2 separate regions of the Homo sapiens genome follow, and region 2 is linked to region 1. The links are chromatin loops, found by intact Hi-C in ENCODE. Cell type or tissue: transverse colon. All regions are shown on one strand. Each heading gives the region's core, and the rest is flanking DNA. Links, peaks and the distances in the headings are about the cores only. Region 1 has its middle 110 kb from the start of CXCR4. Region 2 has its middle 42 kb from the start of CXCR4.

Region 1 (16,323 bases), core at 4,567-8,566:
GGAGATCCTTGGCTGGGGTCTTTGAAAATCGGAGTGCATTTTTCAAACTGTACCTACAAAGGTTTGGCCAAGAAAGAGTACAAGACATTCAATGGGAGCCAATACATGAGCTCAATGAAGCCACAGAGCCAAAGATCCCCACACACTTGTGTTTGAAGGCAGACGGCAGACTTCCTGGGTGTCCGACTTTGGAATTCTTTCATTGTGCGATGTTTTACATTTGACCCAGTTTCCTGGGCAGTCTCTTAATGGTTCTTTGGGATAGAGAGGGAAGGAAGGTTCTGGGAGAATTTTGAGAGTCTGATGACAGCTCTGCACTCACTCTAGAAAAATGCACATATACACATATGGACAGCTCTGCTCCTCCAGATCAGAGGACCTAGTAAAATACCTCCTGTCTCTCCCCATGCTTCCCCCGAAAGAGAGTTGAATTGTCTGTGTTTCTAAATGTTTTTTAATGTGTTCCATTTTCCCCAGCTTTGTCCTCTTTCTGAGAACAATGGTCACTCCACTGTCCAAATTACTCTTTGTGCTATCTTGGGCTGTCTTCAGTTCAGCACTTTGGTAGTGAATTCTGACAGCTGCTGGAGAACGGGGGGGCTCACCCTTGCTCCAGTCACTCCATTAGCTGGGAACCACCTATTGATCATCTGCTCTCCACAGAACAGGACATATTCCTTAGCTTTGGCTACATCCCTGAAGGCATAAAAAAAGAGGTGAGGTTGATGCTGGGAGAGTTTGCTGAGAGGATTTAAAAAGTCAGTTGTGATATTTTTGGGGAGGATGGGGCCAGGAAAGAGGAGAAAGAGAGGTGAATTACAGGCATACCTTGTTTTATGGCACTTTGCTTTATTGCCCTTTGAAGCAATTGCGTTTTTTACAAATTGAAGGCCTGTGCAGTCCTGCATCAAACAAGTCTGTTGGTGTGATTTTCCCAGCAACAAGTGCTCACTGCAGTCTCTGTGTCACAGTTTGGTAATCTTCACAGTATTTCAAACTGTTTCATTATTATTATATCTGTTATGATGATCTGTGGTCAGTGATCTTTGATGTTACCATTGGAATTGTCTTGAACTGTGCCTGCATAAGCTGACGAACTTAATCAGTAAATGTATGTGTTCTGACTGCTCCACCAACCAGCCATTCCTTCATCTCTCTCCCTCTACTTGGACCTTCCTATTACCTGAAAAACAACAATATTGAAATTAGGCCAATTAATAATTCTACAATATCCTTTAGGTATTCAAGTGAAAGAAAGGCAAAGTCACTTGATGCTCACTTTAAATCAAAAGTTATAAATAATTAATATTAGGGAGGAAGGCATGCAGAAAGCCGAAATAGGCTGAAAGTTAGGCTTTTGCACTAAACAATTAGAGAAGTTGTGAATGCAAAGGAGAAGTTCTTGAAGGAAATTAACAGTGCTACTCCAGTGAACACATGAATGATATGAAAGCGAAACGGCCCCATTGCTGATGTGAAGAAAGTTTGGGTGGTCTGGATAGAAGGTCAAACCAGCCACAACATTCCCTTAAGCCAAAGCTTAATCCAAAAGAAGGCCCTAACTCTCTCCAATTTTATCAAAGCTGAGAGAGGTGAGGAAGCTACAGAAAAAAAAAGTTTGAAGATAGCAGAGGTTTGTCCATTGATGTTTATGGAAAGAAACCATTTCTATGACATGAAAATGCAAGGTGAAGCAGCAGTGTTGATGGAGAAGCTGCAGAAAGTTATCTAGAAGACCTAACTAAGACAAATGATGAAGGTGGCTAGCTAAACAATAGAATTTCAATGTAGATGAAACAGCCTTGTTTGTATTGGGAGAAGATGACATGTAGGACTTTCTAAGCTAGAAAGAAGTCGATGCCTGGCTTCAAAGCTTCAAAGGACAGGTTGACTATCTTGTTAGGGGCTAATATAGCTGGTGACTTTAAATTTAAGCCAATGCTTATTTATAATTTCAAAATCCTGAGGTTTTTTGAGAATTATGCTAAATCTACTCTGCTTGTACTCTATAAATGGAAAAACAAAGCTTGGATGACAACACACCTGTTTACAGCAGGGTTTACTAAATATTTTAAACCCACTGTTGAGACTGACTGCTCAGAAAAAAATATTCCTTTCAAAATATTCATCGACAATACACCTGGTCACCCAAGAGCTCTAATGGAGATGTACAAGGAGGCTAATGTTGTTTTCATTCCTGCTAACACCACATCCATTCTGCAACTCAGGGTTCAAGGCATAACTCTGATGTTCAAGTCTTATTATTTAAGAAACACATTTGTAAGGCTAGAGCTGCCATAGATAGTGATTCTTCTGATGGATATGGTCTAAGTAAAATTCTTTCTGGAAAGGATTCAACATTCTAGATGCTACTAAACACATTTATGATTCATGGGAGGAGGTCAAAATATCAACATGAACAAGAATTTGAAAGAAATTGATTGCAACTCTCATGGTTGACTTTGAAGGGCTCAAGACTTTAGTGGAGGAAGTAGCCACAGGTTAGGTGGAAATAGCAAGAGAACTAGAATGACAAGTGGAGCCAGAAGATGTGACTGCATTCCTGCAATCTCATGATAAAACTTGAACAGACGAGGAGTTGCTTCTTATGGTTGAGCATGGAAAGTGGTTTCTTGAGATGGAATCTATTCCTGCTGAATATGCTGTGAATACTGTTGATCTGACAACAAAAAATTTAAAATATTATATAAACTTAGCTGATAAGGCAGTGGAAGGGTTTGAGAGGATTGACTCCAATTTTGAAAGAAGTTCTATTGTAGTAAAATGCTATCAAACAGGAATGCATGCTACAAGGAAAACTTTCATGAAAGAAAGAGTCCATTAATGTGGCAAACTTTACCGTTGTTTTATTTTAAGAAATCACCACAGCCCTCCCAACCTTTAGCAACCACCGCCCTGATTAGTCGGCAGCCAGAAACACTGAGGCAAGACCTTCCACCAGCAAAAGGATTGTGACTTGCTGAAAGCCCAGATGATTGTCAGAATTTTTTTAGCAGTGAAGTATTTTTAAATTAAGATATGTACCATTTTTAGATATAATGCTATCGAATACCTAACAGACTACAGTATAGTGTAAACATAACTTTTATATGCACAAGGAAACAAAAAATTCATATGGCTTGCTTTAGCATCATTTGCTTTATTGAAGTGGCCTGGAACCAAAAATAAATGATTGATGGTTAATGATGTCACTGTGTTTTCTCTCAGATTGTCCTTGCAGGAGATGAGTAATCAAAGGTTCTTGATTTCCATCAAACTGTTCCCTTTCCTGATCCTTATCTTAATTCTTCTATAGTAATCTACCAGGTTTTTTTGCTTATACGTATTCCCAAATTTGTGTATTTTTGGCCAGTAGGGACACGGCATGAGGCGTACTCTGATTACCGCCCTTCTGCTGGGTCAGTTATATGAGTTTTCCCAGATGGGCTTTTTCCACTCTGAGCTATTGATTGGTTGCCTTTGCTATAGGCTCAGTGATCAAATTTCCTGCTGCTGAGAGAGGGACAGAAAGGAAGAAGAGTAGTTGGTTGAGGCCTTGAGACACGTGGGGCCATCCCCTTAGTTCATTTGCCTTTATAAAAATAATGTGAAGGCCTATAGGCCACATCAATAGATGCACCAACATTTGCAATGCAAACATAATTCTAGTGAAAATAATCACACTACAATATTCATTTAAGCAATGCTTACTAGGATCCACCTTTATTTAGCAAGGCGCCGTGCTTAGCAGAAGAAAGCAAGCTGTTGAAAATATTCACTGGCCGGGTGCGGTGGCTAACGCCTGTAATCCCAGCACTTTGAGAGGCCAAGGCGGGCAGATCACCTGAAGTCAGGAGTTTGAGACCAGCCTGGCCAACATGGTGAATCCCCGTCTCTACTAAAATACAAAAATTAGCTGGGTGTGGTGGCACACACCTGTAGTCCCAGGTACTCGGGAGGCTGAGGCAGGAGAATCACTTGAACCCAGGAGGTAGAGGTTGCAGTGAGCCGAGATAGTGCCACTGCACTCCAGTCTGGGTGACAGAGCGAGACTCTGTCTCAAAAAAAAAAAAGAAAACGTTCACTGTTAGCTTCTGTGTTATTGCTCCATGGAGAGACCTGCAAATACTCTCAGGCTTCCTTCTTCCTTCCAGAGGACTGAGGCTCCCTTTCGATTTATATCCAACCTCTACACTTGAACTGCCTCCTTGTGTTGGAGGATCAATTTAGAATACTCTTCAAGTGTTTTCTTTTCCCAGCATGTTTTTCAGTTCTCTTGCTTGACTCCATGACAGCCATTCGTCAGCCATTTCCAATTTTACTTTGCTTTCACACCGTAGTAGAAATGCCACACTTCTAGTTATTTTTACAAGTATCACCTTAATACTCAAAATGCCCTCTAAAGTTTATTGAGGCCCTCAGGTTCAGAAATATGAGCTCGAGTTTTTGTTGGGCTTGACCTATTGACCCACGAGAGCATCTGGTGTGGTTCCTACAGCTGCCCTCCGCTTGTGGAGCCTTTTACCCACAGGAGCTGCCTTTGATGGACTTTTCTGGGAGGAGGGTTATTCCCGAATGGATTTCTCTCTGAAGACCCCACCAGGTCTGGCAGAGAAAACAATGATAAGGAGAAGGCAAACAGGGAGCTGAAGGATTGCTTCACAAGAACAGCAAGAACAACTACAATGAGGAAAATCGCTTTGAAGTGAAGCGAACCCCTGAACTTTCTCAGTTATTCTAACAATCAGAGGGAAGGGTGGAGGACCACAGCGGCAGAAGAGACGGCAGTGCATTTGGGCAGCACTGAATGTGGGCCTTTGCTAGTTGCACAGTGAGTGCCAGGTGTCCTGCAGCTCAGAATCCTCTCCTCCATCCTCTGAGTTCTATTCAAATGTCCACTAAAGCACTTATTGGCTGATCCCATTAGGCTGAGTTAATTTACTTCCCCTGGCTAGAGGGATCCTCAAAGATAAGGACCTCCTCCTATTTGTCCCTGAATCCCCAGGGCCTGGCCTAATGTGGGACCCAATAAACATCGGTAAATGCTGCTGTGGCATCCTGCACCCACTACCATCTCAGTACTCTCATGCCGTGTTGTGAATTCTCTTTACTTCTCTGCCCCCCCACCATGCTCTGTGAGAACTCAGGCAGCTGGGGTCCATTTCTTTCTTTCTTTCTTTTTTTTTTTTTTGAGATGGAGTCTCGCCTGTTGCCCAGGCTGGAGTGCAGTGACTTAATCTCAGCTCACTGCAACCTCCACCTTCCGGGTTCAAGTGATTCTTCTGCCTCAGCCTCCCGAGTAGCTGGGACTACAGGTGTGTGCCACCATTCCTGGCTAATTTTTGTATTTTTAGTAGCGATGGGGTTTCACCACATTGGCCAGGCTGGTCTCGAAGTCCTGACCTTGTGATCCGCCCGCCTTGGCTTCCCAAAATGCTGGGATTATAGACGTGAGCCATTGCGCCTGGCCTGGGGTCCATTTCTTAACACCTTTGCATTCCCAGAACCTTGAGGAGTGCCCAGGGCATGGGAGGCTGTCATCTGTGTGTGCAAAGTATACAGGAAGCCTCAGCTGAATAAGACAGTCATCCAGGCTCTTTCTCCCACCTTGCTGACATCTGAAGGGAGTCACCATTCCTTTGGCCTGTAAAGTCACCTTTACTGCTACGAAACCGCCTATAAAAAGTTGGAACCAGGCAGCTATTTTAGATGCCTCTGGTGAGGTGAACTGAAGAAATAGTTAAACGTTAGAAGGCCTGAGTTCTAGTTCTCCACTAGTTAACTATGTGATCTTGGGTACAGGAGTTACTCATAGAATGTGGTGACAATAATACCCATGATATCTACTTCATTGAATTTTTATTTTTTATATTTTTAGTGGCTTTTAAAGAAATAGAAAAGTAATGCATGTTTATGGTAAGAAGTCATACATTGTATATCATGGGTTTTCTTATTATAATGTTTTGCTGGGGCCATGTCCTCTGCTCCTTAGATTTCCTATTAGATATAAAAGTGAGACTGCAGACCTGACTGATTCTTTGTGGAGGAAACTTTGGATCTTGTGCCTGCTCTCTATCCAGCTCCCTGCTATTCAAACTGCTTCTTGAAGTCTTGACTTCCTCAGCTGTAGTTTAAAGAAAGTTCTTTCCCTTCCAGACTAGCTGTAGGGGAGCACAGCTTTTGCATAGAATTCAAGGTGGGGGCTTCAGAGAGATGGCAAGGGAGGGCAGCTCTGTGCCCCCTCAGCACTCCCTGGCAGGAGGCCTGTGATGTGACATCCCAGGGACCCTGGGTGTGCGTTTGTTTGGTCTTGGTTTCTAGGCTTCAGTGAGGGTTATTATCTTATTGTTTCCTGTTCCCTTGGCCTCACGTCAATTCTGTCTGATGCCTACACCTTCGAGGTCTCTGTTTTGACACGCGGTTTGTGGCTGGGAACCCCACAGTGTCCCGAAAACATTTGCTTGACCTGTTGGGGACATCCTTCCCCTTTTTAGTGAAACAATGCCTTCCAGAGCACAAGGGCTTGAGGGCTTTGGACCTTTCCAGCAGTGTCAAATTTAGATTCCAAATGTCAATCTTGCCGTGGCTTCATCCTTGACTTCTCTTTCTTGAGAATCTATGCTCTTTGGCTAACAGCTAAGGGCCAGTTAGCTGCCTGCTTTCACAGTTGTTGTCTGTGGAAATTTGATATCAGCTGTGAAGTGTGTGCCTGGTAATGAACACAGTACAGCTCTGCAAGCACTGTAGCTCATGGTGAAGTACTGCAGGCAGATTGGACAGGGATTCAGGAGAATCCTGAATTTAACTTGGAGAGGGGTCTGTTTAGGATGTTAATCTGCATTTCCTGTCCTGGAAGACAAAGCACAGAAGGTTTGGAATATAGCCTGTGTTTGGCTTTGAATGCCAAACAGGTGCTGACACTGAGCCTTTTCCACAGCTGCCCTGGGATGACACCTAAAAAATTGGTCATTAAAAGGAATCCCTGAGATGATGCTTCCCATCTTCTGGGGGGTCCTAGCTCCTCTTTGGGAAATAGGTGAAAGCTGTGTTCCCAGGAACATGCATCAACATGCTTACTGTTTTGCACTAGGGTCTTATTTTCATCTCAGGGAGACCCACTGGACCAAAGTCTCTAGCATCGTCGTAGCTTGCACACAAAATGGATCACACTGGTCATTTCCCCACCTTTGACACAGTGTCCACTCTCCTGTGGGCTGTGTTTGTGTACTTTGAGCAGTCTTGGTTACATCTTAAAGCCAAATGCTCATCAGATGCAGGAAGCACCCAGTCACTCTGCAATGAGGAAAACTTAATATAGCTGTAAACATTTTATATGGGTCTTTACTACTGTTATTTAACTAAGTCTCACATTACTGTGCACCTGGGGAGCTGTACTGTGCAGCTGGGTGACAGATGGATGGGTCAGGAACAGGAAGGGACCATTAGGAGTTCAGTGTGTTTGGAAGCATCCTAGCTTCGAAATCAGACAGACTCGGGCTTGACTCTTGGCTCTGTCCTGTAAATCATCTGACCTCTTGGAAACCTTACCTCATCTGCAGAATGGGATCAACACAATATGAACGTCAGCAAGATGAAGATTCATTAAACAATGTGTGCAAAAACCTTCCTAGAGTGTCCCATCAGTGTTTATGTAGGAGTGCCCCACTTGTGCAGGGCCTGTGGCTGGTCAGACATGGACTGCCCTGGCTCTGGTGTCAGCCCTGGTGCCAGTGCTTCATGCAGCTCATGTGCAGGTTTTTTCTTCCTTACTTGGGTTTCCTAATTTCATGCTCAAGGTTTGGCCATCCTGAGAAATTCTGATCTCCTTATATGGAGAGGATTTTGTGGCTCTGCTTGGGGCATGGGGGTTGCTATATAGCAGATGTGGGTGTGCAGACATCCCCCCAACCTTTTTTTTCCTGGAGGTTGCTGTGGCCAGGCCTCTCCTGTTCAGGGGAGGCAGCTGGCTGCACAGAAAGGTTTGGTATGGCAAGAGCTGGTGAAACCACCAGATCCATGTAGGGATTAGGCCCTAGACTTGCTATTTTCATGTGTTCCTCAAATGAGCTCAGGGCATAAAGGCACAATTTAGGAAACCTCATTTCTAAATACTTCCATCTGTGCTGTATATTGAGATGCAAAGGTTAAAGGAAACTCTAAGGGAAAATTAAATTCATGAAACAGATAAATCAAGTGTTTTGATTTTCTACCTACCTACCTACTTACCTACCTACCTACCTACTATAGATAGTAATAGAGGCTCTCCATATCCAGAAGGATGTTTGTTTATATACATCCATTATTATGGAGAGAAAAAACACTCTTCATCTCCCCAATCTGTCCATTTGTCCATCCATCCATCCTTCCATTTATCCATCCATCCATCCCTCCATCCACTCATCCGTCACACCTACTATATTCAAGGTACTGCGAGGACTAAAAGATTTTAAGTATCATGGTTGTCTTTTGTGTGGACCCAGGTTAGGGTAGTGCTTGAGTCCTTAGATTTTGGAGTCCAACAGACAACCTTGGGTTCATAGTTCTGCTCTTCATTCACTGAGGAAACTTCCGTAGATTATTTACTGGTTGAAACTACAGTTTCCTCATGAAAAAAAGGAGGAGGCGTGAGGAGCAAATGAAATAATACATATGAAGCAATTTGCCTCAGTTTGGGTGTGTATTAAATCCTCATAAAAGTAACTGGCACAATGTGAGACTATAATGAAGGCTCACTAAATAGAATATAATTGCATAATTGGTCTAGTGGCAAAGACAAAGCACCTCTGAAATGTTTCCATACTATTTCACTTGTAAACATTTAAAGTACTTGCAAGTTTCAGGCATACACTGTGTGCATGCATATGTGCATTCATGCTTTGTGAGCATATGTGTATGTGTGTGTGTGCATGTGTAAATCAAGGAATATGTACTCAATGGGGAAGACTTGCCCTACATGCTTTTGGTGACAAATTCTCAATTTAGATTTCCAAGTGGCAATTTTAGAAGGTATTGTCTTCCTTCCCAACACCAGTTTTATAATATATAAGTCCACTGGGGATGTATATTTCAGTTGTGTTCTTCATGTATTCTTTGTTATTAGTAGTTCCTTTTGTTGTCTTGGTTGATACCATTTTTTGGTAAAGAATCTTGTCTTTTCATTGGTGTAGGTAAGGACTTCGTGACCAAAAACTCAAAAGCAAATGCAACAAAAACAAAGATAAATAGATGGGACTTAATTAAACTAAAAAGCTTCTGCACAGCAAAAGAAATAATCAGCAGAGTAAACAGGCAACCATGGAGTGGGATAAATCTTCACAACCTAGACATCTGACAAAAGACTAATATCCAGAATCTACAAGGAACTCAAACAAATCAGCAAGAAGAAAACCAAACAATCCCATCAAAAAGTGGGCTAATGACATGAATAGACAATTCTCAAAAGAAGATACACAAATGTCCAACAAACATGAAAAAATGCTCATCATTACTAATGATCAGGGAAATGCAAATCAAAACCAAAATTCCGTACCACCTTACTCCTGCAAGAATGGCCATAATCAAAAAAGCAAAAAAATAATAGATGTTGGTATAGATGTGGTGAAAAGAGAACACTTTTACACTGCTGATCAGAATGTAAACTAGCACAACCACTATGCAAACAGTGTGGAGATTCCTTAAAGAACTAAAAGGAGAACTACCATTTGATCCAGCAATCCCACTATTGGGTGCCTATCCAGAGAAAAAGAAGTCATCATATGAAAAAGATACTTGCACATACATGTTTATAGCAGCACAATTTACAATTGCAAAAATATGAAACCAGCCAAATGCCCATCAATCAACGAGTGGTTAAAGAAATTGTGGTATATATATACCATGGAGTACTACTCAGCCATAAAAAGGAATGAAATAATGGCATTTGCAACAACCCACACAGAATTGGAGACCATTATTCTAAGTGAAGTAACTCAGGAATGGAAAACCAAACATCTTATGTTCTCACTCATAAATGGGAGCTATGAGGATGCAAAGGCATAAGAATGATACAATGGACTTTGGGGACTCAGGGAAATGGTGGGAGGGGGTGAGAGATAAAAGACTACACACTGGGTACAGTGTACACTGCTCAGGTGATGGGTTCACCAAAATCTCAGAAATCACCACTAAGGAACTTATCCGTGTAACTAAATACAACTTGTTCCCCCAAAACCTATTGAAATTAAAAAAAAATCATTCCATTAAAAAAAAACAGTTCTCTTTTGTGCCTGGATTGCCAATGATTATGGCTATTAACAGTTTATTGCACTTCGCTATTAGTCAAGTATTCCTTCTCAATATTCTGATTTCTCAAATATCCTTATTTCTATCATCGTTTTATTCAGACTCTTCACATGTATCCTTCTTGTAAAGTCATTAAGAAAACAGTATTCAAGCAAATGATAAAAAGGAGATTTGACTTCTAGGCACTAGGAGGAAGATTTTAATGTCTTGATAAAGGATACTGTGGAAGAGACTCTGTCTTCAGTCGGAAACTGTCCTGTCTTGGAATAATCACTGCTGGAGGGAAGGTCCCAACTCTCATACCAAATATTTCCCATTTATTCTTACCAGGTTGGTTCTGACAGATACTTTATCTCAAGTGTCTTTGCAGCAAATCCTAAAGGCATATCTAGAAGATTATTTAATAACATCTGGAAGCACAGACAAGAGAGATGGTAAAGGAAATAAAGCAATCCAAATGAACTGAGCAAATCTGGGACATGACATCCTAGACCTTGCTAGGAGCGGATAATGGTGCTTTCAGCCAACTGCGGGGAAAGGGATTAGGAAAAATAAGCTAGGAAACAGACCACCCAGGCTGAGATGCTCATTCTTGTTTTACAATTTAAAGTGTAAAGGAAATCCAAATTAATTTCTCAGGATAGCATCACCTGCTTTGTGTCAGGGAACAAACAGTGAGTCAGAAGTGTCATATAAAACCCAATAGCAACGAGTTGATTCTGCACCGAGGTTTGCAGAATGGGAATGCGACTTCCCTGGCTCCATGACTTGATTCTGCACTGACGTTCACAGAATGGGAATGCAACTTCCCTGGCTCCATGGCATGTTGACGAGAGTCAGAGCTGAAGACCAGGGAGCCTGGGGGTGGTATCTATTGGAATTTTTCAGCCTCACTGATCAAAGTAGCTTGGATGAGATGGAAAAGGGCCAGAGTTCAGGCGGGGGGAAATATAGCTGGGTCAGAAGGAGTTTCATTGACAACTTAAGGAATAGCAACTCCTCTGGTATTCAATATGTAGGTGAAGCTAAAGAGGATATTGGGAATGTGTGCAGGAAGCCTCATGCAAGAATTTTCACAGTGGCACTGCTTGTAATAACAAAAACATTGGAATTAACTCAAATGTCCATCAAGCAGAGACTGGATAAATGTACGGGGGTGAACTTGCTTAATGGAATAATAGACAGTAATGAGAGTGGAATAAACAAGAGCTACATGTATTAACATGGATGGCTTTTCAACTGCACAATGCTGAGCAAAAGAGCAAACAGAAGAAAGAAAATGTGTGTATAAAGAAAAACCATGCATGTCAAGTTTAAGAAAACGTGAAACCATACTATATATTGTGTATCCAATTGTGACTGGATATAGACATACTGAGTACAAATGTTTTAAAATGCATGGGAATAATAAAAACCAAATTCACTTTAGTGGTTATATTTGGGCAGATGGAGAGGAGACGTGACCAGGGAGGGGGTACACAAGAGATGCCAATTGTATTAATGTTTTATCCTTTAACGTGGGCTGTAGGTACATAGATGTTTTGTTATATTACTCTGTAGTTTTTTTGTAAGTCTGAAATATTTCACAAGAACTTATCATCCCCCTCCTATCCACACAGAATTTTTAAAGAATCTAGAAGATAGCGTTTCTGAGGAAGGAAAATGGGTATGTTGGAGTGTTACAAAGAGAAATAAAGTGATGTAGTGTCTTGCAAGAGTAGGTGCTTAATATATGTATTTGCTGAAATTAACAAAGTTTGGGAAGGAAAGTAAACAGACCCAGAGAGTAATAGAAAAGGCGAATGAAATGAAAGGGCTCTGGGGAGAAGAAAGTTTGGATCCAGTGATGTGTGGAAGATAGCAGCACACACAATGAAGCAAAACGGGAGGATCGGTGAGTTGGATGGATGCTGAAAACCAGCCAAACTCCCCACTTCCTCAGCCTCAGAGCTTGGAAGGAGCTTCTGCTGTGTTGGGAATTCCTGTTGCCAGAACGTCATCTTCTAGGTGCAGCTCATCAGGATGTTGTAAATGGTTTCTTAACAAAATTATTCTTGCTAAGAGAAAGGGAGAAAGAAAATGCTTTTGAGTTTATCCATGCAAGAAGGTCATCAAAAAATGGCGATCAGCCTGAACTTTTTTGCTGAACTAAGAGAGTTCCTTTAGTCGTTTTTCATGAAGTTCACAGTGTGATTTTTATTCTATTTTGTAGATCATGTTTTCCTGTGATCTACAAGGTGACATACAGCTTTGATAAGGATGTGATCAGCATTCTGGTTTAATAATTGGCATACAATGGGTTTTTTGGAATTGCATCATATGTCTTCAGTATTATTATTTCTTTGCTTGGGTGATTTATTCTCCTGGATTCTGAGAACACAAATTGGGCTTTTAGAGTTAGCAAGCTGAAAAATGTTCGTTTTTAAACCTGTTACTCCATAAAGTCGGCTGTGCCCTGAGCTCCTTTGATGTTGCTCAGTAGACACTGAGAACGTTTCAGACAAATTCATTTTTAACTGCTCACGGAGGGCTTTGGATTATCATCTAGTCATTGTTCTAACCATTGGGACAGACCTTTGCTGAACAATGTTGGATTAATCAGGCAGAACAGAGCTCGAATCTCCTCATTCCTTTTGTCTGTATGAACTGAGCCCTGGACTCACAGCACGTAGAATTCTGGGGCTTAGGGAGCTTCTGCCTGTGCTTTATTTTGTTGTTTTATTCAATTAAAAATTAATTTTAGTTTGTTCTCTTTCTCCTCCATGGCTCAAACTATTAAAGATAGTTCTGAGGAAGGAAATGCAAAATAGCAAGAAATTGTTCTGCTTGCCAATGGCCCAGGGCCTCTTGCTTTCTAGGTTAAAAGGACTGTTTGGGGGAAATGAAGTTCTGTCTCTCTAACGACACTGTTTAGTTTTGCATCCTATTTTAGTTGGAGGGTGAAATGAACCAGATCTGTTTCTAGCCAGTCTGACTCTTTGATTCCAGATTGGGGCATCTTCAACAGGGTTTTATATCCTGTTGGAATGCAAGGCTATTTTAAGAAATCCCTATTGGATTGAGAAAAAGCACATAGTATAATTATGGTGACCAAACCATGTGTCCCAGATTTTCCAGGATGTTCCCCAAATTCATGTAGTTTCAATCTTTTCAATAAAGTAAGTGCATTTTGTATGCATCAACATGGAGCCTGATAAAGGGTATCTTTGTGTATGTGAGTGTGTAAAATAAAAATAAATATATATAAGTATATATATTTTATATAAATAAAAGTGTATATACCCACTTTTTTGCTGTGTGTATTCATTTAAATGAAATCTTCTTTAGGATCTTGTGGTTTCAGAATAGATGATCAGTAAGTATTGCAAAAATAACTGTCAAGGTCCTAACTAGCTGAGTGACCTTGAACAAGTCAGTTCCTGTCTCTGGATCTCATCAGTTCCTCACCATTCTGGCACATAGCAGGATCTCAGTAACTGTGCTGTTGAAAACCAAATGCCAAGCCCTTTCAGAATTCTCAGTCTTTGTCTTTACTTCTCCCTCTGTGTGTTCCATACTCCATGGCCTAGTCCATTGTACTTGCCTCAGTCTTCATATTGTATGATCTTTTACTGTTGTCTTGTAAGCTTCACTCCTAGGCTGCAAGAGGCTTGAGGGCTGGGATGGGTCTTCACATTTAAAAAATCTCCATGGTTTAGCACAGTGCCAGGCAGATATAAAAAAACAAACTGAAGGAAATACACCAAAAAGATGAGATAATAGATGACAATAAAAATGTATTCTTCATACTTTTTCATATTTTCCGTTATTATTATTATTATTATTATTTGAGACAGAGTCTCACTCTTGTCACTGAGGCTAGAGTGCAGTGGCACAATCTTGGCTCACTGCAACCCCTGCCTCCCAGGTTCGAGCAATTCTCCCGCCTCAGCCTCCCGAGTAGCTGGGATTACAGGCACCCACTATCATGCCCAGCTAATTTTTGTATTTTTGTAGAGATGAGGTGTCACCATGTTGGCCAGGCTGGTCCTGAACTCCTGACCTCAGGTGATCCACCCGCCTTGGCCTCCCAAAGTGCTGGGATTACAGGTGTGAGCCACTGCACTTGGCCCATTATTTTATTTTATTTTTAATCATAAATAGTATTACTTAGAGAATGATAAAAACAAAAACAGTAAGTGGTATTTTTTTCGAACACTCAGGATCGGAGAGGATCTGAGAAGCATGCTGTACATGTTTCCACCCCAAGGCCAATGTAGCATCCTTGCCTTAGCTTCCAATGTGCAAGAACAGCTGGCTATTCCTAGGGCTTTCCCACAAGCCCCAGACACACTGTTGTGAGGGGCGGCCACGTGGGTGTCACAGCTGGGAACTGGTTCTACTGTGGCCTGTCCCTTTTCAGGGATTGATTTGGGCTGTGTTACGGTAATCAAGCACAAACCAACAGTTATGTGGGATGTCTTATATATACCAAATACCCCTGCAGCTGGAACGCACTCAATTATCTTGACTGCCTTGGGGCTGAGCTGAGTGATGCAGCCAGGCCCTGTGCTAGGTGCGAAAGTGACTCAAAGGAGCCAGGCTGTGTGTTTCATGCTGTTTAGCAGTTTGCAAGCTAGTTGGGCTAATAATATGTGTGCATTCAAAGCTAACCAATATCAGAAGGCAGTATTTAAGCTTCAAATGAGTTTCTAGGAGGTAGAGAGGGTAGGAGGGCTGTGTAAGAAGGTGGTGTTTTGAGATGGGACTTGACCCAGGGTCTCCAATGGTGGCGAAGAGGAGGCAGGCCTTCCAGGGAAGGAAACAGCTTGCAGAAAAGCCTAGCAGTGGGAGTAAGTTTGGCTTGTGTATTTCATTTAGGGGTGGTGGGGAACTGAGTGATGGATGGGGACAGAGAAGAAAATGTGCAGCCGCGAATGGGAAAGTGATGGAGACGTGGGTATAGGCCAGGTCTGGGAAGGTTGTGAGAGCAGGACAAAGGTGGAGCCATGAACTGGAAGGTGGTATGGGCCCTTGTGTGGCTCTCAGGGGAGGAGGTGCTCTAATGTAACCACTCTGGGCCACAGATTCTTCCCATATGTGGAAATGTGGTATGAACCCTGTTAAGAACATGGGCCATGGGTGAGATGCTTGTGTTTGATTCCTGGCTCCACATCGTATCACCTGTTTGAGACTCAATTTCCTTATCTGCAAAATGGTGATAATGAAGCCCCTTCTCATAAAATTGTTCTGAGGATAAAGGAGATAATCCATATAAAGTGTTTAGCATAATGTCTGGCACATTGCATGTGTCTAATAAATCGCTGTTTTATGCAAATGAATATTAGTACTTATTTCATCAGTATGGTAAAAATGGTAGTAAATCTAGAAAAACCAAATATCAAAATAACTGGAAATTATTCTATTAAGAGAATGAACTTGAGAATGCTTCAGGGAGATCTTTGTTGGAAAGTCCCACTCCAATTCTACAATTTGGCTCCATTTACTGTGGCTTAGCTTTTGTGAAATATTTATGTTGGCAGGTTACTCAACTATAATTTTTGTTCGTTATCCCTCTAAGCTTGGTGAGGAAGATTAGTCTGTTTATCTTATATTGCAGAAGACACATGTAGATATAAATGCACTGCCATTTAGTTACAACATCTCTTCCATTAGCATTTACCGTGGTTGTCAGCCAAACTTCTATGGGGTGGAGGGGAAGAGAAGGGGACAAAGGGGTCCGTGAGTGACGGTGGTTGGGCAATTTTATACTGTGAAGAAGAAGGTGGTGGAAAATTTGGAGGCACCAGGGTGGTTTCTGCTTTGCCAGACTTAAGACTCAGCCTTGGAAGTCCTTGCAGAAGATTAGGAATGACCAAAATTGCTAAAACAAGACTGGCAAAGCAAACCAAATACCTCATACTCTTTAAAATATTAGTCATTCCTTCGGATGCTATAGTTTAAATTCTCCCTAATTAAAATTAACAACCTTTGGGGGACATTTGAGTGCCATTATCAGTGGACTTCTTAGTGGAGAATTATTTTCCAAGCCAAAGGACAACA
Region 2 (16,323 bases), core at 4,613-8,612, 150 kb before region 1:
ACAATAGCCACCAACTTAGGGACTGCCGAGAGGAGCCAGATATCCCTGCCAGAGAAAATGCATCCCTGAACCTGACATCTGGGTCTTGCAGCTGGAGGGAAGGAGGAGACAAAAAAGATGCAGTCCTGAGTGTCATCAAAGGCAGTTGATGGTGCCAAGCGAGTATGGAAATTACATACAGTGCAGATGCCATTTTCAACATCAGACGAATAATGCAGCTATTTAAGAAAAACAAAGATGTGCTTAGAAATTGATCATCCGTGTACGTGCAGTGAAAATGTTCATGGCTTCCAGGGTGTGACAGGGATGGGCAGCATGCTCATTTCCAAACCATTCACATTCTTTTCTCACTGTGATTCTGAAAGAGTAACTGAAGAAGTCAGATTATTTTCCCCCTCTTATGAAACACAAGGGGGAAGAAGTTACTTGAAATTGAGCTTTAGAACACACTCTACATGGGCATTTAAGGTTTTCAGGTTTATGCCAGCTTTTTTTTTCTTCTTCTAAGCAGCATTTTAGATTGCTCTGCGAGACAGACAAGGGAATATGAAAGCCAGAAAGTACACTCAGTTATCTACAGGCCACGATCAATCACAAAGAATTAGTTCATTGTGCCATGATTTGAGGGAGGAGAAGCGGACAGAGAGGAAATTGCAAATGCTGATGAGCATGAAAGCACCTTGCCCCTCTTTCTTTCTTTCCTCTTCTGAGTTAGATCTGTTCAAGATTAGAGGATGCACAGTGCCACGAATGTTCAGGTTAGAGGCACTGTGCAGATTCACTTTTGGTTTATGCAAGGTGAACACAGAGGTAGTAGGGGCAAATACCAGCTCCAGGCCCAGGAACAAATATTTCAGAAAAAGGCTCTATTACCTTTTGTTACTAGCAAAACACACATTGTCAGGAGAGAGGCCTCCTCTCTGTAAAAGTATCTTTACCAAGGGGAAGGCTGGGAGGAGATAGGATTTTTGTAATCTAAAAGATGACTTAAAACTGGGAATTTCATGTTTTCACTGGAACAGCCAGTGGGTTTAAGTGGTTTTTGTTATCAATTACCCCTTAAAAAAAAAACTTTATTTTTGTCGTTATTTAAAGGAAAACATTGTTTGAACTTGGCAGTCAAAATAATGTTCCAGAACTTCTGGGGTACTGAGCTCTGGGCATCCTCGTGGTGACTTCAGAATTTATGTCTAGGAGGGCTTAGGGGTGGAGATCTGTTGGAGTAACACCAGCTGGGGGTCTTGGCTTGAACTATGTTTATATGGCAAGCACACTATTGTCACTTAGACTGTACAATTATTTGTAGAGGCTTGGAGAACTGTTAGCCTAAAGCCCCCTAAATCTCCCCCTTGACATCACCTCTGTTCTTGTCCTGAGCCTGCTTTTCTCCACGTGGGCACTACTGCATTTTCGAATGGGCCATTCTTCTTTATGCGGGGCTATCCTGTACTGCTGGACTTTCAACATCCCTGGCCCTGCTCACTAATTGCCAGAAAACTGGAGGTGGCCACTGTGACAACCAAAAAAATCACCCCACACTTCCTGATGCCTTGCTGAGAATCATTAGGTTTATTTCAGTCCTCACATACATACTTTTTTGAGCGCATTTGGGTGAAAAATCAATAAGCATATACATAAACAAAGCGGAGTCACTGGGGAGACAGTGCTGTCTGGAACAGTGGCTCTGTATTTTGTCTCCTCATTTCTATACCAGTCATGTGCACAATACGTGCCTGTCAGTAATAGCTCTCATTAAAATAAATTATTTTCAATTTATTTAGGACAAAGGTGGGAGTGCAGATTGAAAAATTTTTTCCTTAGATTCAGCACCTATGAAGGGTCTCATACTTACCCCATATCTCTGATTGAGTGTCCCTGGTGAATTGAATTGAAAGTGCACTGAACTACAAAGACAATTTGCCATAAGATAGCTGTTATATGGCTGGGTGCGGTGGCTCATGCCTGTAATCTCAGCACTTTGGGAGGCTGAGGTGGGCAGATCACGAGGTCAGGAGTTTGAGACTAGCCTGACCAACATGGTGAAACCCCATCTCTACTAAAAATACAAAAATTAGCCGGGCATGGTGGCACGTGCTTGTAATCCCTGCTATTTAGGAGGCTGCAGCAAGAGAATCACTTGAACCCAGGAGGCAGAGGTTGCGGTGAGCCAAGATTGTGCCACTGTACTCCATCCTGGGCAACAGAAGAAGACTCCATCTCAAAAAAAAAAATAGCTGTTATGTTATGCAAGCTGTTTGACACCTTTATGCCTCAACTACTTCATCCGCAAGATGGGGATAATAATGTGTGCTCTACTTACCTCGTAAGGTTGTGAGGACAAAACTAAAACTGTAAGATTGCTTTGAGGAGCTAAATGCATCATGGATAAGTGGTGCAATTCCTATGCAGACAGTATGATGGTTCCTCACAGGACCCAGCAATCCTATGAGGAACCATCAGCAATCCAGCAATCCGGCTTCTGGATTTATATCCAAAATAATCAAAATCAGAGTCTCAAAGAGATATTTGCATACCAACATTCATAGCAGCATTATTCACAATAGCCAAGAGGTGGGAGCAACCCAAGTTACCATCCACAAATGAATGGATAAACAAAATGTGATATACACATACAATGGAATATTATTCAGTCTTGAAGAGGAAGGAGACCCTGTCGCATGCTACAACTTGCGTGAACCTTAAGGACATTATTCTAAGTGAAATAAGCCAGGAACAAAAAGGCAACTACCATATGATTCCACTTATATGAGGTACCTAGAGTAGTCAAACTCAGAAACAGAAAGTAGAAAGGTGGTTACTGGGGACTGGAGGAGGGGAAAGGAGAGTTATTGTTTTAATGAGTATAGGGTTTCAGAAGACAAAAAAGTTCTAGAGATTTGTTTCACAACAATGTGAATATACTTGACGCTGCTGAACTTTACGCCCACCTAAAAAAGGTTAAGATGATAAATTTTATGTTAAATATTTTTTGTTTGTTTGTTTTACCACAATGAGAAAGAAAGCACGGTAGAAACAGAAGGTATCATTATCAAGTATAACCCAGAGGTTGGGAGAACAACAGGTGCATCTGTACATTTTCCAAGGTAGGCAAATTATATCAGTGGGTCCACTGTCCTGGGTTCCCCAAGGACACTTTTACTGAGGAACACATAAAGGAATAAAGCAGGGAAGTATTTAGAAAAGTATTTCTTAAAGTGGGAAATATACTAGCATTCCCTAAGGAATTAAAAAAAAACACAGGTCAGTGTTCTTGGCTGCAAATAACAGAAGCTACTCTGGTTAGCCATATTAGTCAGGATTCTCTAGAAAAACAGAACCAGTGGGATATATCTACATGTAGAAAGATATTTATTTGAAGGAATTGGCTCATAGGATTATGGAGGCTGACAAGATCAAAATCTGCAGAGTGGGCCTGTAGGCTGGAGACCCAGGGAAGAGTCAATGTGGAGGTTCAAGTCCAACAGCCATCAAGCTGAAGAACCAGGAAAGAGCTAATGCATTGTAACCTGCACAGACCTAGATGGACTGAACAAAGAGGGGCAAACATGGGAATAAAAGATAAGAGACAAAAGAGTATATTTGGAAGAGGGGTCAGGGGGCACCTTGCCTCTAGTGGACAAGGGCCCCGAGCTTTACACAGCCCTCCGTATTTATTAGGCAAAAGAGATAGTGAGAAGGAGAATGGAAGAAGGGGTCAGCTGCTCAATCCAGAGTAGGCTTGCAAGATTGTATTCCTCAAACAACAGGCTCTAGATATCACAGTAGATAGCCTCGGTGCCAGGGAGTGATTGCCTCCAGCAAAACTTCTGTTGGCTTCTGTTGGCAGGAGCAGTTGTGAGTTTGCTCACATCCTGCATTCATGATAAACAGTTTGCTGTTTGATCATATAGCCTCCAGTAGAATGCCAAGTTGGTCACGTCCCATGGGCCTTTGGCTCCCTGCATATCTCCCTTCCTGTTAATGAATTAATTGAAAGAATGTAAGGCCAGGCTGGGCAGCTCTCATTCTCCAATTGGCAGTCCATCCTCTTTTACCGACTATAAACAGAAGACAGAGACAAAACAACATTATTCCAAGAACCATACAAAAGATGTAAATGTGGTGCCTTAGATAGGTCCAAGGGTTGAGGCTCTCCAGGCCTTGCTGGAATTTGGTGCAGTCTTCTAAAGAAGGCTGAAACTCTTGAGTTGGGTTATTTAAATAAAGAATTTTGTTTTGTAATTCACCAATATCAAAGGTGATGTTGGATGTGAAAGTTCCCTGCAAATGGGCTTTCACAAGGTCCCACAGATACTCACTTTGGTTATATTCCAAGTTGGTTACACAAATATGAGTGTGATTAAAATGACAATGCAATTGCTGCTGCAATTGCAAGCTTTGTACTTGTTCCCCTAACCATAGAACTGTGGATTTTAACATTGCCACTTCAGTTTGTAACTCAGTGTTAATTTTACTCTGAAGTAGCCATGCTTGGTCGGCTGTGCATGTCCAGTTCTCCATGTACTGAGCTGTTTGAACAGAACTATGCAAAGCTGCAGAAGATATCACAACAGAAGTTATTAGTGTGATCAAGGAAACAATAGCAAAAATTATCATGCCTAAGGCTCTATGGACACAATGAGTAAGCTCAGTTAGAAGAAGTTTTGCAAAAGGCAAAGCAGGTGTAGCAGCCCAAGGCTCAGACGGATGAATAGGGATGCGACCTAAAATCATCAAAGGAGAGATGTTATGTGTTTGCAATGTGCTAAGATTAATGCAGTGATAGAACTGGCAAGACTTACAGATCAATTGGGTATTGTTTACCTGGAGCTGGTCCTTCTTAGCTGCTAGAAAGACATGAGGATTAAAAACACAAACTGTAAATTGAGTGGTGATATTCTTTACAAATGTAACATTGGAACTGTGTTGTGTCTTTGGTCGGCCTTCTCTCTGTCTTTGCACTCAAGCTCAGCTGACTCATGGCTCATACCAGAGGGACCAAGCCCATGGTTGGCCACCCTGGGTTCCTCCAGTCTCCCGTTCCATGCTGGCATGCACCTTGAGGGCACCCACACGGTTTATCCATCTCCTGTAAAAACACAAGCATATCCTCTTCCCCGTGTCAGTAAATCCACTGGACCTTTCCATTGTCCTTCTTGTGGGGATTTCCACAACACTTTTGGATTAACTTTCCTCTTTTCCTCTAACACTTGCCAATGTCTTTCTGCTGGAGTCTTACCATCCGTACCAGGAGTCCAAAAATTTAAAGTAAATAAGGCTAAATGTAGTTTTCATTGAGGTGGTAGTTGGCCTCCTATACCCCCTTTTTGTTTTTTCAACATGCATTGTAATGTTTGATGTGCCCGTTCTACAATGCCTCGTCCTCTAGGATTACAAGGAATTCCTGTTTTATGGGTTATAGCCCAAAGTTGTAAGAAATGTTGAAAAGCATGACTAGTATAAGTGGGTCCCCTGTCAGTTTTTAATTGTTTAGGTATTCCCATATAAGCAAATAATGACAGACAATGTCACCCTACGTGACCAGCTGTCTCACCACTTTGGCATGTAGCATGCAGCATATGAGAATAAGTGAAACAAATTAAGCAGTTCTGGGTCTAGTGTACTTTTAACTGCAGCAGTTTCTATGCAACTGGCTACATTTACAACATAAGCTGAATCACAGACAATGTTGATAGGATCTGAAGCTGTGAGCTGTAAAACCTGAATGCCAGCAGTTAGCTCTGAGCATTGAGTTGAAGCACCAGAGGTATCTAACTTCTCCTGTGTTAGAGGCCATTGATCCACCTGCACAGGTTTGTCACTAAACCATTCTAATAGTAAGGCAGTGGGTGGAGGAGAAATATCAATGACCCCCATCAGAAATCCTGACGTCCTAGCCCTTTTCTATCTGTTTTTCCAGTTACTGATATTGAGTTAGGATTTCTCTGAAGAAATTTTCCTAAACCTTTTCCCTTCTGATATCCCATGTTCTTCAACATTTTCAACCCTAGGTTGTCAAAGTTTTCATTTGTTAAGTCTCATATCCCATGCTGGAGGTAAGTCTCAACCCCATAAGTTGATGGCTATACTTGCAACATAAGGCTGAAAAATACATGACTGTCCATCCGGACCAAGACAAGATAAAATCTCAGTGCTCTGTTGAACACTTTGAGCTGTTCCTACTCCCACTAGGGATGTAGAAGCTAATTGCAAGGGCCAGGATGGGGGCCAATTATCTTTAGATATTACTGATACATCAGCTCCTGTATCCATAAGCCCATAAAATTTCTTTCCTTTAATTTGTACTACACAAGTTGGTGTATTAGAGGCTATGGGTTGGGATAGATAGATTTCCCTTGTAGTTGTGCTCCCAAGCCCTTTATTTCCTAATTTCTCCTTTCATGGAGAAGGGTGTAATTTGCAGGGAATAAGCAATAATTAAGCAATATATTCTCCCGGTTCAAAAACCCAAAGATCTTGTGACATTAAAACTATTTGAATTTATCCTTCATAATTGGAGTCATTCACTCCTGGGACTACAGTAGTGCCTTGCAAGTTAAGGCGGCTTTTGCCTAAAATTAGTCCCATATATCCTGCTTGTAAAGGTCCCCAAATGCCAGTGGGAAATTTGATAGGTTTGTCTCCACCAACTAACGTGATTCTTTCTCTGGCGGGTAGATCTAATCCTGCACTTCCTGGTGTTCCTGGGGTGAGGGAATCAATGTGCCTCCAGGAACCCATCCCCAAAACGGGGTTGAGGTCTGGACTGGGAATGCCTTCATTGTCTGTGGGGCCCGGGTCCAGGCCCCCGTCTCATTTCCTGGCACGGGGGTGCCATTCTGATGAATTTTGAGTGGCACTGATTAGCTCAGTGATTTCCTTTGTTATAGTGGGGACAAAGTCCTGGCGTTTTTTTCTGCTGGGGGGGGCACCGCATTGTAAGGTCCTTTCTGTCCTGAGATCTGGTGGCATTCCTTTTTAAAATGTCCAGTTTTTCCACAATCATAACATTTTCCCATTTTAGGATTTGACCCTTGGCTCCTTTTAGATTTGTCAACTGCTAAATTAGCCATTCCTTACACTAACATTGCAGAGCGATGAAGCTCATTTCCCACATCCTGACGAGCTCTGAGAAAATTTCCTAAGTTTTTTGTACACCTCACAGGTGCCAGTGCACATTTACAGTCCGCATTTGCATTCTCAAAAGCTAGAGTTAAGGTTAGCATTTCTGCAGCCGTGGTATGAGGAATCTGACGCTTCACTGCCTCTTGTAATCCTGCAAGAAATTGCTTATAGGGTTCCTGCAACCCTCGTATGATATGTAAAATGGATTGTACTGGAACTCCCTCTTCAGGAATTGTGACCCAGGTGCGTTTAGCGGCCTGTGCACACTGCTGATAAACAGCGTCTGGGAGTGCCATTTGATGTTCCAGGTCTGAATAAGGGCCATTACCTAACAGCATATCCTCTGTAGTGTCTGCGTGTCCAGCAACACGGTTCTGTTTAGCCAGGCCTGCACACATTTCTTGCCAATTTAAATTCCATGTCGGATATGCACTAGCGGACAAGCAAGTTCGTGCCAAGTGTTTCACATCAAAGGGTAAAAGACGCATAGCACCAAACACAGATTCTAGCAATCCTAAGGTGAATGGGTTCTGTATGCCATCATTTACCACACTCGTTTTTAATTCCTTTAACAACTTAAACTCTAGTGGAGTGTGTTCATGAATAACCTGCTGTGGATTGTTTGGATCAGGCCTTACAGAAATAGGAAAAGCGCAAGGTCCTAAGGGCTCTCCAGCTATGGCAGCAGAGCATAAATTTCTTTGTATTGGGGTCTCTATTTCTGCCACCAAAGGAAGTGGCACTGATGTTTCTGCAACTGGAGGAGGTGGTATAGGCCAATTTTTATCCTCCATCTCCTGTTTTTTATTTTTAATTGGAGCTGTGGATGGGACAGCAGATTCTTTCCAATTTTTAGATTCACCCGGCTGTCCCGCAGATTAATAAGGAGATAATGGCAGAAGTACAGTACGAACTAAACTCCAAGTGAAGACAACAGAAGAATCAACTTTAAGACCTTTTTGATGAGCCTGTTTTAATCCTTCTCCTGCTCTATCCCAATTTTCCACATCAAGAGTGCCTGCCTGTGGAAACCATGGGTTATGCATAATAACCTTCTGTGGCTTCTGCAGGAGGTTTGTTAGTGTCTGTGAATTAATCTGCACTCCACACTGTCTCAACAGAACTTTAAGCAACTGCACATAATGTTTTTCTTCAATAGACAAATTCTTCCCCTTGTTACCCTGATTCAGAAACTTCCTGTTCCCAGCACTTCTTTAAAGCACTGCTCCCAGTACCTCTTTAGGGCACTGACCTTTTATCCGCTGCTGGCAGACTCATCCCGGGGTCCCCGTTCGCTTGTCAATTTCAGTTCCTCTGCTCCAGCAGACCTTCGTTCAAGTCCTCGTAGTCCTGTGTTCAGACGCCACTTGATGGGCGTCGTTGGAGTCCCTGTTCTGGGTCGCCACTTGTAACTGGCACGGACCTACATGGACTGAACAAAGAGGAGCAAACACGGGAATAAAAGACAGGAGACAAAAGAGTATATTTGGAAGAAGGGGTCAGGGGGCACCTTGCCTCTAGTGGACAAGGGCCCCGAGCTTTACACAGCCCTCCATATTTATTAGGCAAAAGAGATAATGAGAAGGAGGGTGGAAGAAGGGGTCAGCTGCTCAGTCCAGAGTAGGCTTGCAAGACTGCATTCTCGAACAACAGGCTCTAGATATCACAGTAGATAGCCTCGGTGCCAGGGAGTGATTGCCTCCAGCAAACCTTCTGTTGGCAGGAGCAGTCTTGAGTTTGCTCACATTCTGCATTCATGATAAACAGTTTGCTGTTTGATCATATAGCCTCCAGTAGAATGCCGAGTTGGTCACGTCCCACGAGCCTTTGGCTCCCTGCAACACATCAATTCAAGTCCAAAGGTTTCTGCTATAAAACTTCCTCTTGCCTGCGAGAAGCCAGACTTCTCTTCTCTTCATGCCTTCAACTGACTGGAGGAGGCCCACCACATTATGGAAAGCAATCTGCTTTACTCAAAGTTCACCAATTTAAATGTAAACCTCATCCAAAACCCTCACAGAAACATCCAGAGTCATGTTTGACCAAATATCTAGGCGCTGTGGTTCAGCCAAGTTGACCCATAAAATTAAACTTCACATTAGCTTAAGCAGAAAAGAAATTCACTGGAAGTGTATTAGGGACCTCCCCTGATCCCTAGGAAGACTGAAAAACCTGGTTGGAGATTGAATGGGAACTGACATAGCCTAGGGAGTCAGTACCCCCAACTCACACCTAACTAGCAAGACTACTACTGCCACAGCCACAGCACCTGCTGCACTGCCAATGTCACCAATGTTGCTGAATCCTGAACCCTCTCTGTGTCATTTGCTTCAAATCCAAAGTCCTGGATAGGAGCATCCAGTTGGCTGAGCCTAGTCCATGTACTGCAGCTACTAGGGGACAAGATGGTGAGTGTGTGACATTTTCAGCATTGTGGTTGGAGGCAGGCCCTACTTCCCACCAAGACACACAATGGGGAGATTCCCAAGCAGAGGAAGGAGACTCAGCTATTGGACAGTCAAAGAAATCATGAAGGTCTACTATATGTATTTCCACTCCTGACCTAACTGAATGTAAGTGTTGGAAGGCAGATATGTAATTTCAAAAATCTCCCCCAGATGATTCTAAATCACTTCCCTTCCATCTCCGCTCCCATCATTGTATGTCTTGCTGTTTTAGAAATGATGATTTTTAACAATTGTTCTCTTCCATTTTCTTATGTCTAGATAACTGTAAAACCATCATCAGGGGATCTGGCTAACAGTGTGAGAAGCTGCCTAATTCTGACTACACCTTCTGACCTCACTCTGGTGTGGACTTGAAGAGGGTGCTCTTGGATCCAAGAACTTGAGACCAACTCTAACTATCTTAATCTATTTATTGAGAGTGTATCAGAGCTTGCAGAACCAACCCAATGTGTGGGTTTGGGTGTGGAGAGCAAACACAGTAGTCCTGAAGGCTGGAAAGCTGGTCTTTCACCTGGAATGGGTGGGCTTGGACATCACCTCTGCATTGCTGGACTGTGGTATGGTCTCACACCACAAGAAGATTTAAGCAACCTTATTAACTTAATAAAGATTTAAAGACGTTGAGCCTGTCCATGTCACTTGCCTGTGCCTTAATTCCTTTGGGTGGCAAGAGAAGACATTTGGCCTCAGGCTCTTCCCCTAAGTTTACGCCAAGGGAGAAATCTCCCCAAATAGGAAGGGAAGCCAGATGCTGTACAATAAAAACCAAACACAAACAAAATAACATAAGACACACGCACGCATACACACAAACATCCATGACCTCTCCTCCAGTAAACAAAATAATGAGTGATACTGTTTCTGTTTTGCATGGGCAGCCCCTACATTGAGCTGTTTCACCACCTGTCTCTGAAATGTAGAGTCTAAACCATCTGACTCTGTCTCTCCTACTGGTTCCTGTTCTTCCTCATCTCCTGTGGTTATCATTAATGCTGTTTACCAAATATCTCCATTTCTACCCCTGTGTGGGTGTGTGATTGGATTATACCTTCTCATCCCCTGGAGGCTGAGTGTGGACGTATGTTTTACATTGGCCAATAAAAGGTGAATGGAAGTGGCTTCTCTGTGTGGAAGCTTCAAGAACCTGTGCCTGATTTGCCACACTCATTTCTCCCTGACAATCATCACTGTAATCTCGGGAGCACACTTCGAGTTGAAGCCTCTGTCAGCCTGGAGCCCGGAGGGATTATGGTCAGCGAAGGCATCAGCCAACATTCGTACACGTGAACCGGGACAAGAAATAAACCTTTATGTCTTTTAGGGCTTTTTGTTACTGCAACAAAGATTAGATGACTCTAACTGATCGAGCTGATCTGTCCCCTTCCTACTGCCTCCCCTGGACTTTCTCAAGATCTTCCATCTCTGCCCCTCAAACTGCTATCCTTCTTACAGCTTCAGCTTTTACCTCCACACACTAGAGTTCAGCTGCGTGTCCTGCCTCAGACTCCCATTTCTAATATCCATTTGGATACCACTATATTTTCAAAATGTACAGAATGGAACCCCTCCCAGAGTTAATTCTTTGTGCAACTTCTCTCTCTTTTTACAATGTCACTATCAATTTTCCAGCCCCTGAATTCTGAATCTGAGAGATCTTTGACTCACTCTCTGCCTTCACTACCCCACCCCCCAATCAATTACCAAATCCTCTTTTATATTATTTTTGAGGTCTCTTGAATTTGTTCTTAGCGCTACCAGTGCTCTTACCTCCCAGGCTCCTTACAGCTAAGGAAAAGGCACAGGCCTCAATCCACTGTATTTGTTTATTACAGGGCATTCCACAACCAGATACTACAGACTGGCTGGCTTATACAACAGGAATCTATTTTCTCACAGTTCTGGAGGCTGAAAGTCCAAGATCAGTGTGCCAGCAGAGCTGATTTCTCTGAGGCCTCTCTGCTTGGCTTGCAACGGCCACCTTCCTGCTGTGTCTTCACATGGCCTTTTCTCTGTGCACACTCACCCCTTATATCTCTTCCTCTTCTTAGGACACCAGTCATATTGGATTAGGGCCCCACCCTTATGGCCCTATTTAACTTTAATTATCTCTTTAAAGGCCCTATGTCCAAATACAGTTCACATTGGTGGTTAAGGCTTCAACATGTGAATTTTGGGAGGACAAAATTCAGTCCATAACATGGTACCAATCAGCCATGCTGGGGCCAGGTTTAGACTCAGGAGCTGGTGAGGAAAGGATACCATACCAGCAACAATGGCAGAGGCCAACGTCACATTGCTCCTGAGTTTGGAAGTCACAACGTGGTTGGCAGCAGTGGAGACTGGTGTAAATTTGCATTCCAGGCTCAAAAGTTACTCAGAAGTGATGCATAAATGGCAGTGCAAGCTGACATGCCTGGTGGTAGTAGTTGTGATGATCTTATCAGACCAGTTCTGCAAGGAAGTGGGCACTATTTCTAGAAGTTTGGCTTTAAGGGTATTCTCCAGGCTTCTTAACAATTTTATTTGGCCCTATATCATGTGATGTTTATGATACATGAGAAAAATAATATGGTTCTTGTAGCTTATTTGGTATTAATAATTAGTTATTCAATATGACTCATGTCATGAATATGCCTATAGCACATTTTTAAATAAATGTATTTTTATATCTGTTGAAATCATAGCAGTTCAGATACTTTCGAGAACAAGAAAATACGTTTGTGAGTGGGGTCATCTAAATGTTAGAAATGACTTGAGCAAGTTGTAGAACCTGGGTCTCCCATATCCTTTAAACAAACTCCCTTTCTACCTAATCATTTAGAGTTGAGTTTGCTTAAAATGAAAAAGACTGATGACTAAATTATGGCAACAGGGTCCCAACCTGGTGCCTATACTGCAATTTATCTTAAAAACCATTGTCAAGCACATATTCCTTAATCATGTCCATCTCTTTCCACAAATTCTGAAGGAAACTTGGATTTTTTTTTTTTTAAGGCAAAGTTTCACTCTTGTTGCCCAGGCTGGAGTGCAATGGTGCTGTCTTGGCTCACTGCAACCTCCACCTTCAGGGTTCAAGCGATTCTCCTGCCACAGCCTCCCAAGTAGCTGGGATTACAGGCGTGTGCCAGTATGCCCGGCTAATTTTTGTATTTTTAGTAGAGACGGGGTTTCGCCATGTTAGCCAGGCTGGTCTCGAACTCCTGACCTCAGGTGATCTGCCCACCTCGGCCTCCCAAAGTGCTGTGATTTACAGACATGAGCAACCGCACCTGGCCTTGGATATTATTCTTTCAGCTTTATGACCCCTCAGTTGCAAGTGTCAGAATACCGATTCAAAATAGCCTAAGCAAAAAAAGATTACTTATTAAGCAGACATAGCTATGAAGTCCAAAGGAATAGATAAAACTCCAGCCTTTCAGGTGTGGCTGTATTCAGGGGCTCAGATTATGTCCTTAGGGCTGTGTCTGTCTTCATCTCCTAACTCCCTTCGTGTGTCAGCAAAGAGAGACTCTGGCTACTTGAACTTTGAAGGAGAAAGATGGAGGTATATCCCTCTCAACCTCTCTCTCTCTCCAACAAAACTCTGCATTCTGATTGGTCCTGGGCGAATTTTGTGTTATTCACTGGAACAGTGTCCACAAGGATGAGATTCTAATGAGCTGGGCTGGACTATGTAACAGGTGCCAAGGTAGGAGAAGTGGGCACGGTCCCACGAGGTCAAGGACAGCCAATTTCCCAAAGGAAAAAAAAGTCTCAACAGAATAATTTCCAAAACATACCAGCTTTGGGCACCAGTATATGCTCCACCCCTTGAAATCACACTGGCTAGTTCCCTGTTCTGCCAGTGGGAGGTGGGCTCTGGTGTTTGGACAGGAAAGATGACCCTGGCCTTTCCCAGGAAGAGGCTGCTCTGTGTCTGAGGGAGGCAAGCTTCCTCTGGAGGGATTGTGAGGCTTGTCCTACTGGACCCAAGGCCTGTGTGCTGTAGCTCTGCTTTCCCCTCTAGGTCACTGCTTTTGAAGCTGGATGAGTTCACTTTTCACTAGTGCTGGGAGCATCACCAACCCTTGTTGTCTCTCATGGCCCTGCAGGAAGCCCTATGTGGTCTTTTGACAGCTCACTCCCTGCATCCAGGGAGAATCGAGCCCATTGTTTCAGGGGGTTTCCTTTAGGCTAATCTGAGGAGTGTGAAAGAACCCATTTAGAGAGGCCTGATGAATAAGGACAAAATAAAGATCAAACTCAGGCAAAATCAAAAGCTATTTGTTAACAGGCAAGATGTTCTTCAAAGTCTTTATCAGGAGCAAGGAAGACTTGCAGCACTATGTGGAGAAAGTAGGGTCTGGTGGGTGGGGGGCATTCATTTGAAGTTCCAAACAGATGACTCCTGGCCCAGCCGCTGGGCTCAGCATTATCAGTAAGTCTCTTGGGTTAAGTGGGCAGTGCTGGTGGATAAGGGTCTGGGAAAAATAATAAGTCATCCAGTAGCAGGTAATGTTTATTGGAGAAACTCTCCAAGCCCTCCTGTCCTTGCACTCACCCTCAGGAAGGAACCCCATGCTGCAAATTAGAGAAACTTTCCTAATCCAGGGTTCCTGGTGTAGGAAATCGAGCTATCCTGGTGTCATGTAAACCATGCAATTACTTTTCAGATGATAAACAAATACACGGAGGCATCAGCTTCCTTAAACCAACACTAGAATGAGAGCATGATGGTGCTTCCAGAGTTGGTCTCCTGAATGTCGGCTTAAATGCCTACCATACGCCAGGTAGGCATTGTGCCCACATGATCTCATTTGATTCTCAACACACCCTAGACTCTTATTTTCTCCACTTTACAGATGTAGGAACTGAGAGAAGTGCATGCAGTTCACTTAAGTTTTCACAGCTAATACATAGAAGAAGTGGGAGTTGAACCCCTGTGATTTGCTCTATCCAAAGCCTGTGTTCCTAATCACTTACCATACTGCCATTCTCACTAGACCCAACAGGGACATCATCTCCTTTTTCCTTGGAAAATGGAATGGAGGTAGTCTCATGCCAAACATTGGTCCTAGATGGAAAGACTGAGGCACACAGAGATTAAAGTGATCCACCTGGGACTATCACCGTTCACGAAATTGACCATAAAGAATGGATTTTGCTTTCTTACTGTAAAACACAACAAGCTATGTGTCAAACACCAACAGATGTAAGGATGTTGGGGTGGTGGTGGCCGAAAGAGTCACCCAGAAGCCAGAGTTACTCAGGCCCATCAAGTTAATGCATGTAATGATTACTATCAGGATACAGGTGTGTCTTAATATCATTCCTTAAAAGAATGACAACTACTGCTGGGAGCGGTGGCTCACACCTGTAATTCTAGCACTTTGGGAGGCCGAAGCGGGCAGATCACGAGATCAGGAGTTCAAGACCAGCCTGGCCAACATGACAAAACCCTGTCTCTACTAAAAATACAAAAATTATCCGGGCGTGGTGGCACATGTCTACAATCCCAGCTACTGGGAGGCTGAGGCATGAGGATTGCTTGAACCTGGGAGGTGGAGGTTGCAGTGAGCCGAGATTGTGTCATTGCACTCCAGGCTGGGCAACAAGAGCAAGACTCCATCTCAAAAAAAAAAAAAAAAAAGAATGACAACTACAAACTGTGTTGCACAAAACAGTAGCTATAATCCTTGTTACATGTAGCTATTTAAATTTAAATTTGAATTAATTGAAATGAAATGAAATTTAAACTTCAGGTTCTCAGTGCTACCAGCCCCCTTCCGAGTGTCCAATAGCAGATACAGAGCATTCGCATCATTACAGAAGGTGCTATTGGATGGCGCTGCTACAAAACCTCCCTTGACCACACTCCATGTTAGTGACAGCCCCATTTCTGTTGTTGTTCACAGCAAAACTCTTTGAAAGAGTCGGCTGTACTTGTTATCTCCACTTACTCACCTCCTTTTCTCTCCTCAGCCCACTCCATTCAGGCTTTCCACATACATCACTTGTCTGAACTCTCTTTGTTCAAAGTCGTTAATGATCTTCATTTTGCCAAAGCCCAAAGTTAAATGTCCTGATCTAGTTCACCCTTTCAGCTGTGTTGGATGCTGTTGGTCACATCCTCCTTCTTCAAACACTTTCTTCCCTGAGCTTCCCAAAGACCCCAGTGTCTTGGTTCTCCTCCTCCCTAGATGAGACACATGGCAGTCTCCTTTATTGTCTTCTGCCTATAAGGCCTATCAATTCTGGGTTCTCCAGGGCTTCATCCTCAGACCGTCTTCCTCAGGTATCCATGTTCTCTCCATGGGTGAACCCAACAGCCAGAAGGTGGAAAGCACAGCACTCAGCTCCCAGGCTTACAGGCCTCCCATTGCTTCTCACGGTAACCCGAGTAAAACCCACTGTGGCCCCCAAGGGCCTGCCTGAGTTCGCCTCTGCCTACCTCTCCCTTGCCTCTGTCTCTGCTTGTTTTCCTCTGTTCTTTGGACAGGCCATTTGTTTCTGCTGAGTCTTTGGATTAGAACACTTCCCCCAGATTTTTCAATGGCTGTTCCTTGTCGTCATTTGGATCTTTTTTTTTTTGAGATGGAGTCTCACTCTGTCACTGGACTGGAGTGCAGTGGCACGATCTCAGCTCACTGCAACCTCCGCCTCCCAGGTTCAAGTGATTCTCCTGCCTCAGCCTCCCAAGTAGCTGGGACTACAGGAATGTGCCACCATGCCCAGCTAATTTTTGTATTTT

Evidence for each region. A loop is a pair of places that touch in the nucleus more often than their neighbours do. Peaks named below come from ENCODE experiments on the same cell type or tissue, not always from the same donor. Only the 100,000 strongest peaks of a DNase experiment are listed, where the experiment ranks them.
Region 2: it touches region 1 in a loop (3-fold over the local background); 1 of 110 quality-filtered maps calls a loop at or near these places.

What each region holds. Positions count from the first base shown.
Region 1 is chr2:136,219,808-136,236,130 of GRCh38, forward strand. No RefSeq gene overlaps it. Among named protein-coding and RNA genes, the nearest start is that of CXCR4, 110 kb to the left of the region's middle. RefSeq lists enhancers at 15,933-16,323, 16,229-16,323. In transverse colon, for the core only: no CTCF peak of the experiment used is centred there; a DNase peak (open chromatin) is centred at 6,426.
Region 2 is chr2:136,068,297-136,084,619 of GRCh38, forward strand. No RefSeq gene overlaps it. Among named protein-coding and RNA genes, the nearest start is that of CXCR4, 42 kb to the right of the region's middle. In transverse colon, for the core only: no CTCF peak of the experiment used is centred there; no DNase peak of the experiment used is centred there.